2 separate regions of the Homo sapiens genome follow, and region 1 is linked to region 2. Evidence: read pairs that join two places in POLR2A ChIA-PET (ENCODE). Cell type or tissue: A673. All regions are shown on one strand. Region 1 overlaps DNAJC10 (DnaJ heat shock protein family (Hsp40) member C10). Region 2 overlaps NCKAP1 (NCK associated protein 1).

The links. ChIA-PET counts read pairs that join two places held together with the same protein. Peaks named below come from ENCODE experiments on the same cell type or tissue, not always from the same donor. Only the 100,000 strongest peaks of a DNase experiment are listed, where the experiment ranks them.
Region 1: POLR2A ChIA-PET joins it to region 2 with 8 read pairs; 1 of 35 experiments calls an interaction of 5 or more read pairs at or near these places.

Annotation. Positions count from the first base shown.
Region 1 is chr2:182,778,044-182,782,043 of GRCh38, reverse strand. DNAJC10 (DnaJ heat shock protein family (Hsp40) member C10) reads right to left here. Exons shown (of 24, transcript NM_018981.4): 24 at 1-4,000. Among named protein-coding and RNA genes, the nearest start is that of DNAJC10, 64 kb to the right of the region's middle. In A673, no CTCF peak of the experiment used is centred here; a DNase peak (open chromatin) is centred at 1,723.
Region 2 is chr2:182,947,497-182,951,496 of GRCh38, reverse strand. The region is part of intron 23 of NCKAP1 (NCK associated protein 1); the gene reads left to right. Among named protein-coding and RNA genes, the nearest start is that of FRZB, 83 kb to the right of the region's middle. RefSeq lists an enhancer at 1,395-1,894. In A673, no CTCF peak of the experiment used is centred here; a DNase peak (open chromatin) is centred at 1,796; H3K27ac peaks cover 2,407 bases.

The DNA.
Region 1 (4,000 bases), 170 kb after region 2:
CACCATTCAGGACATAGGCATGGGCAAAGACTTCATGACTAGAACACCAAAAGCAATGGCAATAAAAGCCAAAACAGATAAATGGGATCTAATTAAAGAGCTTCTGCATGGCAAAAGAAACTATGATCAGAGTGAACAGGCAACCTACAGAATGGGAGAAACTTTTTGCAATCTATCCATCTGACAAAGGGCTAATATCCAGAATCTACAAGGAACTTAAATTTACAAGAAAAAAATCCCATTAAAAGTGGGCAAAGGATATGAACAGACACTTCTCAAAAGAAGACATTTAGGTGGCCAACAAAGATATGAAAAAAAGCTCATCATCAGTGGTCATTAGAGAAATGCAAATCAAAAACACAATGAGATACCATGTCACATCAGTTAGAATGGCGATCATTAAAAAGTGAGGAAACAACAGATGCTGGAGAGGATGTGGAGAAATAGGAATGCTTTTACACTGTTAGTGGGAGTGTAAATTTGTTCAACCATTGTGGAAGACAGTGTGGCGATTCCTCAAGGATCTAGAAATAGAAATACCATTTGACCCAGCAATCCCGTTACTGGGTATATACCTAAAGGATTATAAATAATTTTACTATAAAGACACATGCACACGTATGTTTATTGGAGCACTATTCACAATAGGAAACACTTGGAACCAACCAAAATGCCCATCAATGTTAGACTGGATAAAGAAACGGGCACAAACACACCATGGAATACTATGCAGCCATAAAAAAGGATGCGTTCATGTCCTTTGCAGGGACAGGGATGAAGCCGGAAACCATTATTCTCAGCAAACTAACAGGAACAGAAAACCAAACACCACATGTTGTCACTCGTAAGTGGGAGTTGAACAATGAGAACATATGGACACAGGGAGGGGAACATCAACAATGGGGCCTGTCGGCGGGGTAGGGGGCAAGGGGAAGGACAACATTAGAAGAAATAGCTAATGTAGATGACAGGTTGATGGGTGCAGCAAACCACCATGGCACATGTATACCTATGTAACAAACCTGCATGTTCTGCACATGTATTGCAGAACTTGAAGTATTAAAAAAAAAAAACAGCAGTTGCTTAATGAAGATTGTCTATCAGTTATTAACACAGACCTTTTTGGGGATGATTGCTAACTTTCAGGACCAAAGGCCACTAGGTGATGCACTCAAATGACTACTTAATGCAATCAAGTGGTTGAAAGATGCATTTCTGGAGTCCATACTGATGTAGACCAGTTTGGCGTTGAGACTTTGGCTGTATTTTTGGCTAGTTTCCATTCACAAAATATACCTAGCTGTTTACAAGGGGACTCAGTGACAGTACAAGAATCTAAGTGTAAATTCAGTGTTAAACAGAAAAATGACTCAAGCCAGTGAAACACATTTTTGTGTATGATTAGTAATTTATACTCAGCTTGGTCATTGGCCTAAATTTTGTAATTCTTACTGAAAAGAAACTGTATTAGTCTGTTTTGCATTGCAATGAAGGAATACCTGGGACTGGTTACCTTATAAAGAAAACGTTTATTTGACTTGCAGTTCTGCAGGCTGTAAAAACATGGCACCAGCATCTGCTCAGCTTCTGGTGAGGTCTCAGGGAGCTTTTACTCATGGCAGAAGGCACGGGGGGAGAAGGCATGTCACACAGAGAAGGAGCGAGAAAGAGAGGAGGTGGTGGTGCCAAGTTCCTTTTAACAACCAGCTCTTGCAGGAATAAACACAGCAGGAACTCATTACCACTGGGGAAGGCACAAAGCCATTTATGAGGGATCAGCCCCCATCACCCAAACACCTCCCACCAGGCCCCATATCCAACACTGGGGATCATATTTCAACATGAGATTTGGAGGGGACAAATACTCAAACCATATTACAAACTTCTTCACTAGAAGAATTTGGGTATATGTAAGTAAGTTTTCAGTATATGTGTAAAGTAGAATATTATCAGAAAGGTTATTTACTTTTCATCTTCATTATCAATTTTCTATAGGTATCATAAAAATTTAAAATGCATTTTGTTAATTTAATCTTTTATTATTTCTTAACAGTCACAATGGAATAAATGTGCCTACTTTAAGACATCTATCTGGTTTTGTTGGCAGATTTAAGGACTAACACTAGACTAAATATTACACAAATATTCTATTCAAATGACTTAAAAGTGCTACCCTTTTACTAAAAATTTTATCGTACTAAACATCTTTGAAATGTGTGTCCCATAGGAAATGTGTTTTTTTGATAACCGTACTTCTAAAAAAATTCCCACTTTGAGCACTGTCAGAAAACAGAGCAAATTTAAAGAAAATTTTGAGAATATAAAATTACATAAACATTTCATTTTACTTTTCCTTTATCTTAATCATATACCTTTAAATAAAAAAGCTATGAAAGACCTAAATAAAATTTGAGAAATCAGAATAGACAAACATCATTAATGCCCAAAACATAATTTATTTATTAGAGATGGGGTCTTGCTATGTTGCCCAGGCTGGATTCAAAATCCTGAGCCCAAGCAATCCCTCCTGCCTCAGCCTCTCAAGTAGATGGGACAATAGGCGCACACCACCATACCTGACTGTAAGCCACATACTTTAAATGGACCTAATTTCCAAGCCTGGCTGCCTGATAGAATGTGCTTTGGTCAGCTAGAATTGATACCATGTTAGAGGGTCAGCTGCACACAAAAATGGTGTTGCTGAGAGAAATGGCACATTATACCTGGTACTCCTTAGAGGTGCTCTATCTACTGTATCAATATAGCCATTAAAAGCTCAATCTGCCAGCTGTTTTTGAAAGACCCAATAATACTGTTATGACTATATAAGATAACCTTGATGTATGTCACTTTATGATACGTGTTTCTTAACATGACTCCCAGGGGGCCCTGGCTTAGAGCTGATTCCAAAGGCACACAGCTTAGGTCAAATTATAGGACACATAATATTTACTATTTTATTTACTGCCTAAAATGTTTCTCAACAACTAACAAGTACAGGAAACATTTATAGGTAGTAATGTAAGTACCTTATGAGCTCAATGACAAAACAGTGAATTACAGACAGTTGGAAGATGGGGACCATGTCTTAGATTCCTTTTGAACACTCCTCAGTGTCCAGTGTGGTGATATGCACATAACCAGTATATTTTAGTAAGTATTTACCCAAGTAAGACTTCTTTAGGCATTCCATTTTGGGATTCTTGTAGAAAGAAGCCAATTTTGTAGAACTCCTAGGCTTTAAACATTCGAGAATGAAAGGCTCTTGCCATTACTGATCATAATTCAAAAAGCTGGTGTTAAGTGTGACAAGTGGTGACTGTTCCATATATGCCAACAGGCATACAGCAGAATCCAGACAGAGTATATAGTAGCGAAAAAGATGGGAGAATATGAAGAACAAAGTCTATTTTAACATTAATTATGGCTATAATAACCCTTATGAGGAAATACTGGTGAGCAGGATAAAGTGATATTGAAAAGAAAAAAAGGAAAACTCCTCAAAACACAATAAAGCATATTCTAACAGGTTTTTGAAAAAGTTGCAAGCCTTTTAATTCATTGACCTCTTTTGACTGATTGGAATTTTTACCATTCTGTACACTCTGAATTATAACTAAACAACTACATGTTACTGACAAATTTGTGATTCTTTGAGTCTAAACAACACAGAAACTAGAAGATCCCTTTCCTAGATTTATATACTTGATTTTCTTATAAAAATAACTTCAGTTATTATGTCAATATTTATCTGAAAAAGGCAGCCCTCTGACAGTAAACTAGTAACTGGAATAACTACAGTATCATTATAAGCTACAGTAAAACAACCTGTAAAGTAATTTTTCCTATTTGAATAATAAATAGACTGGACAGGAGTGAAAAACCAAAACTACGAAAGAAAAACCCAATGTAAATAAAGGATACAGGTCAAAACAAAGTTCAGAAGGCAAATATGTAAATATTAGATGCCTCAAAAATCAACTATCAGTGGGAAAATTTC
Region 2 (4,000 bases):
GTGTTTCACCGTGTTGGCCAGGCTGGTCTCGAACTCCTGACCTCAAGAGATCCACCCACCTCGGCCTCCCAAAGTGCTGGGATTACAGGCATGAGCCACCGTGCCTGGCCAATTTTTAGTTTCTTAAGAAAATGATAGACGGTAGTGGTAAGTAGCTTACAGTTCAGATGTAGCACATAGAGTTCTAAATGTGGTTAATCTGATTTACTGAAAATTGAGCAAATATATAGAACAAGTTAATTTCCACAAACTTAATAGTATTTTGCTGAGTGAATAAATAGCAAGAGTCAGTGTGACTAAAAGCTTAGTATAATCAAAGATTTAAGGAGAGGCAATATTACCCATTGGTTAAGAACTCAAGCTTTCAGCCAGGCGTGGTGGCTCATGCCTGTAATCCAGCACTTTGGGAGGCCGAGGTGGGGGATTGCCTGAAGTTAGGAGTTCAAGACCAGCCTGGCCAACATGGTGAAATCCCCCCTCTACTGAAAATACAAAAATTAGCTGGGTGTGGTGGTGGGCACTTGTAATCCCAGCTACTAGGGAGGCTGAGGCAGGAGAATCACTTGAACCCGGGAGGCGGAGGTTGCAGTAAGCTGAGATCACACCACTGCACTCAAGCCTGCATGACAGAGTGAGACTCTGTCTCAAAAAAAAGAAAAAACTCAAGCTTTCAAGTTAGACTTTCCTGAATTTCAGACCTGTCACTTACAAGCTTTGATTTCGGACAAATGTTTAAGCTTGTACTTTGAGAGAATTTTATGAGATCATGCATGTCAAGCTTTTAGGTACTCAGCATAATGTCTGTTATTTTAGTATTCATTGTATCATTATCCTCTCATTGTTATTTTTAAAGTTTTCTGCAATTATTGTATAAAAGTCAACTTTTAGATGGCTTAAAATATAAAGTTTATAAACTTTATATGGTTGTAAATATACAAACATTGAAATGCTGGTCTTGGTTCTTTACAAGCAGTATCATTCTTATTTATTAGACTAATTCTGCTGTAAATACATAATTTTTTTCTATCCTACTGTTCTCAAATAAGAAATTTCTCATCTCCAATTTTTTTTCTTGTGTTCCTTCAGTATGAGATAATAGAAGAATTATGGCTCTGAAATTTTACTTTAGCCAGCTATTTTTTATTTCAGACTGAATAAACTAGGCACTTCTAGAATTATCTGTATTATTTTTTGCTTTTTTGTTATTTAATTTGATGGATACAGTATCATGGTATGGTAATAAAAATTAGCCTATTTTGAGTCTCTCTGAATTCATTTATATGAACAGTTCCTTAATACTGCAAGGATCTGGCCTTCTGCTTTTCCTTCCTCCTTCACTTTTCTAGCATGGCTGGCCTGATTGCTGTTGTGTCATTTCAAACTACCCTTCACTAAGACATGGTCATAACTTGCCTGTTCGTGACATTCATGTATTTTTCATATGTCACCGTATCAGAATGTCCTTCCTGACCAAGCTTTCTAAAATAGCAAACATCACTTTTTATTCTCTTCATTCAGCTGTATGTGTATCTTAATTGTGACCTCTCATGCAGTGTATTTGTTCATGTCACTCTCACTAGAGTATAAATGCAGTTCTAAACTCTGTTAAAACCTTGCTGCAGACCTAACACATATTAGGCACTTAGTAAATATTTGTTGGATGCAAAAATAAAAATAGCTAGCTTTGTTTGTTTATTTGTTGGAGACAGAGTCTTGCTGTGTCACCCAGGCTGGAGTGCAGTGGTGTGATCATGACTCACTGCCAGCTTGGCCCCCCTGGGCTCAGGCGATTCTGTCACCTCAGCCTCCTGAGTAGCTGGGACTACAGGCATGTGCCAGCAAGTACGGCTAATTTTTTGTAGAGACAGGGTTTCGCCATATTGCCCAAGCTGGTCTCTAACTCCTGGGCTCAAATGGTCCACCCACCTCAGCCTCTTAAAGTGCTGGGATTACAGGCACGAGCCACTGTGCCTGGCCCCAGCTTTCTTAACTCTGTTTTATTCAAGGACTTTTCTAAGATCTTCACTTATCTTATTAACTCCTTTACATCTTTAAAAGAGGTGTTTTCCTTATTTTACAAATTAGGAAAGTGAGGCCAAGAAGGATTAAATAACTTACGCACGCTCACATTTTAGTCAGTGGTGAAACTGAAATTTGAACTCAGTCTGTCTAGCACCACAGATTATGCTAGTACCATGCTACACTGCCTGTAGAGCTGAGAGGGATCTCAGTAGTCATCTAACCTACTCCTATCTGATGAAGGAGCACATGTTGCATTTTTCTAGATGTATTAGCTAGTCTTTTTGAAAATGAGGCCATCTTATCAATTACTGTACATCTCTAGTTTATGTTGATTTAGTATCTAAGTAGTAATTTTTTATTGGTCCTTATTCTTACATCAAGAGGCAGGGATTGCCTTTGACGAGATCACTCTTCACGTATTTAAAAACTGCTTCCCTTCATGTATCATCTTTCTCTTCCTCGTGTGGAATATATTCATATTCAGTCTCTTTGCCATCTTTCTCACTCCTTCCTCTGTACAAACTCTGTTTTTTTTGTTGTCACTCTTAGAGAATAGTGCCCTGAACCAAGAATGAGTTTCAGATAAGGTGTGATGAGTGAGAGTACATTTATCTATTCTGGATACTGTACTTACTGACACAGTTTAAGATAGCATGAACACATTTGGTAGCTATGCCATACTGTTTTCACAATCAACTTGCAATCAGATGAATTGTCTCTTTTTTTCACTTATGCTAACCTTAAACCATGGCTTTCCACATCTTATATTTTGTGAAATTTTTAGACCTGAGTGTATGCTTTGTAGTTTTTCTTAGTAGAGTTTATCTTGTTAGGTATTGTCCATTATTCTAGGGTCTTTTTTTGAGTACAGATTTTATCCTAGTCTTTTAACAATTATTTTATAAACTTAACTATTTTAGCCTTGTCTGTAAGTATGAATGTTATCAAATATATTCTCATTCTTGAGAAGAAATGGAAGGTGCTTATGTTTTAACATTTCTCTCTTATATTTTGGAGTGGCTGTATTCTCGCTCAGATATTAAAATTTAAAGTTAGGGGAATGCGGAACGACTGTAAACAATGTTGACTTTTTAAATATCCTTAACCAAGATGGTTAAGGATGTTAAAACATTTTTTCTTGAAAACTTTTGATGTTAGCTTTCTAGTAATCTCCTATGTGATTCTTTTCTTACTTGACTTTTCATTTTACCTTCATAATAACTTCCATATTTTATTAATGATTTAATATTGTAGTAATATTTTTTGGTATTTGTTTTTACTTTTTTGCTTCTCAAATACTAAATCCTGACTTATTTAAGGATTATGTTTTTCAGAAGGCTTCCTATGAAATATTTATATTTTTAATATTGTGCCTTCATCATTTAGTTCTTCAAAACAAGGTTAATTGTAAGGATTCCATTTTCTGGAATTGTATAATGTTTTATAGTGATTTTGTTTGAGTTCTCTCCTAATAATCCAGATTGTTTAGTATTCAACTACTTGTGTATTATTAAGAACTTGAGAAGGTGTTTATTTGTGACTTTGTTTTCTCAGCCTCTGTGTACTGAGGCATACTTCATACGTATTCTTATATTTTATTACATAAGAAATCCTACAGATCATAATGATGTTTCATATAGATAAATTCAGTGTGTTGTATACTAGTCTGTCTCATTGAAATAAATCTCTAAAAGTTATTCTGTCAGTGATGATTCTAATTTTTTTAGCGTCCTATAAAATTTCCTTAGAATAACCTAATTTTTGAAATTATAGGAACAAAAGAACTTACAGATTTTTGCTTCCAGTATTGGTAGGTAATTCAGACCTCCTTATTTCCAAAGAACAACTTAAAAAGCTGGAGATATATATATATCTCTATAAAATAATCTTCTTTAAAGAAGAACTAAAAAGATAGTGAAGTATTTCTAGGCTGACGCCAAGGAGAACCTGGGAAATCAGAGACATAAGCCCAGCTTTG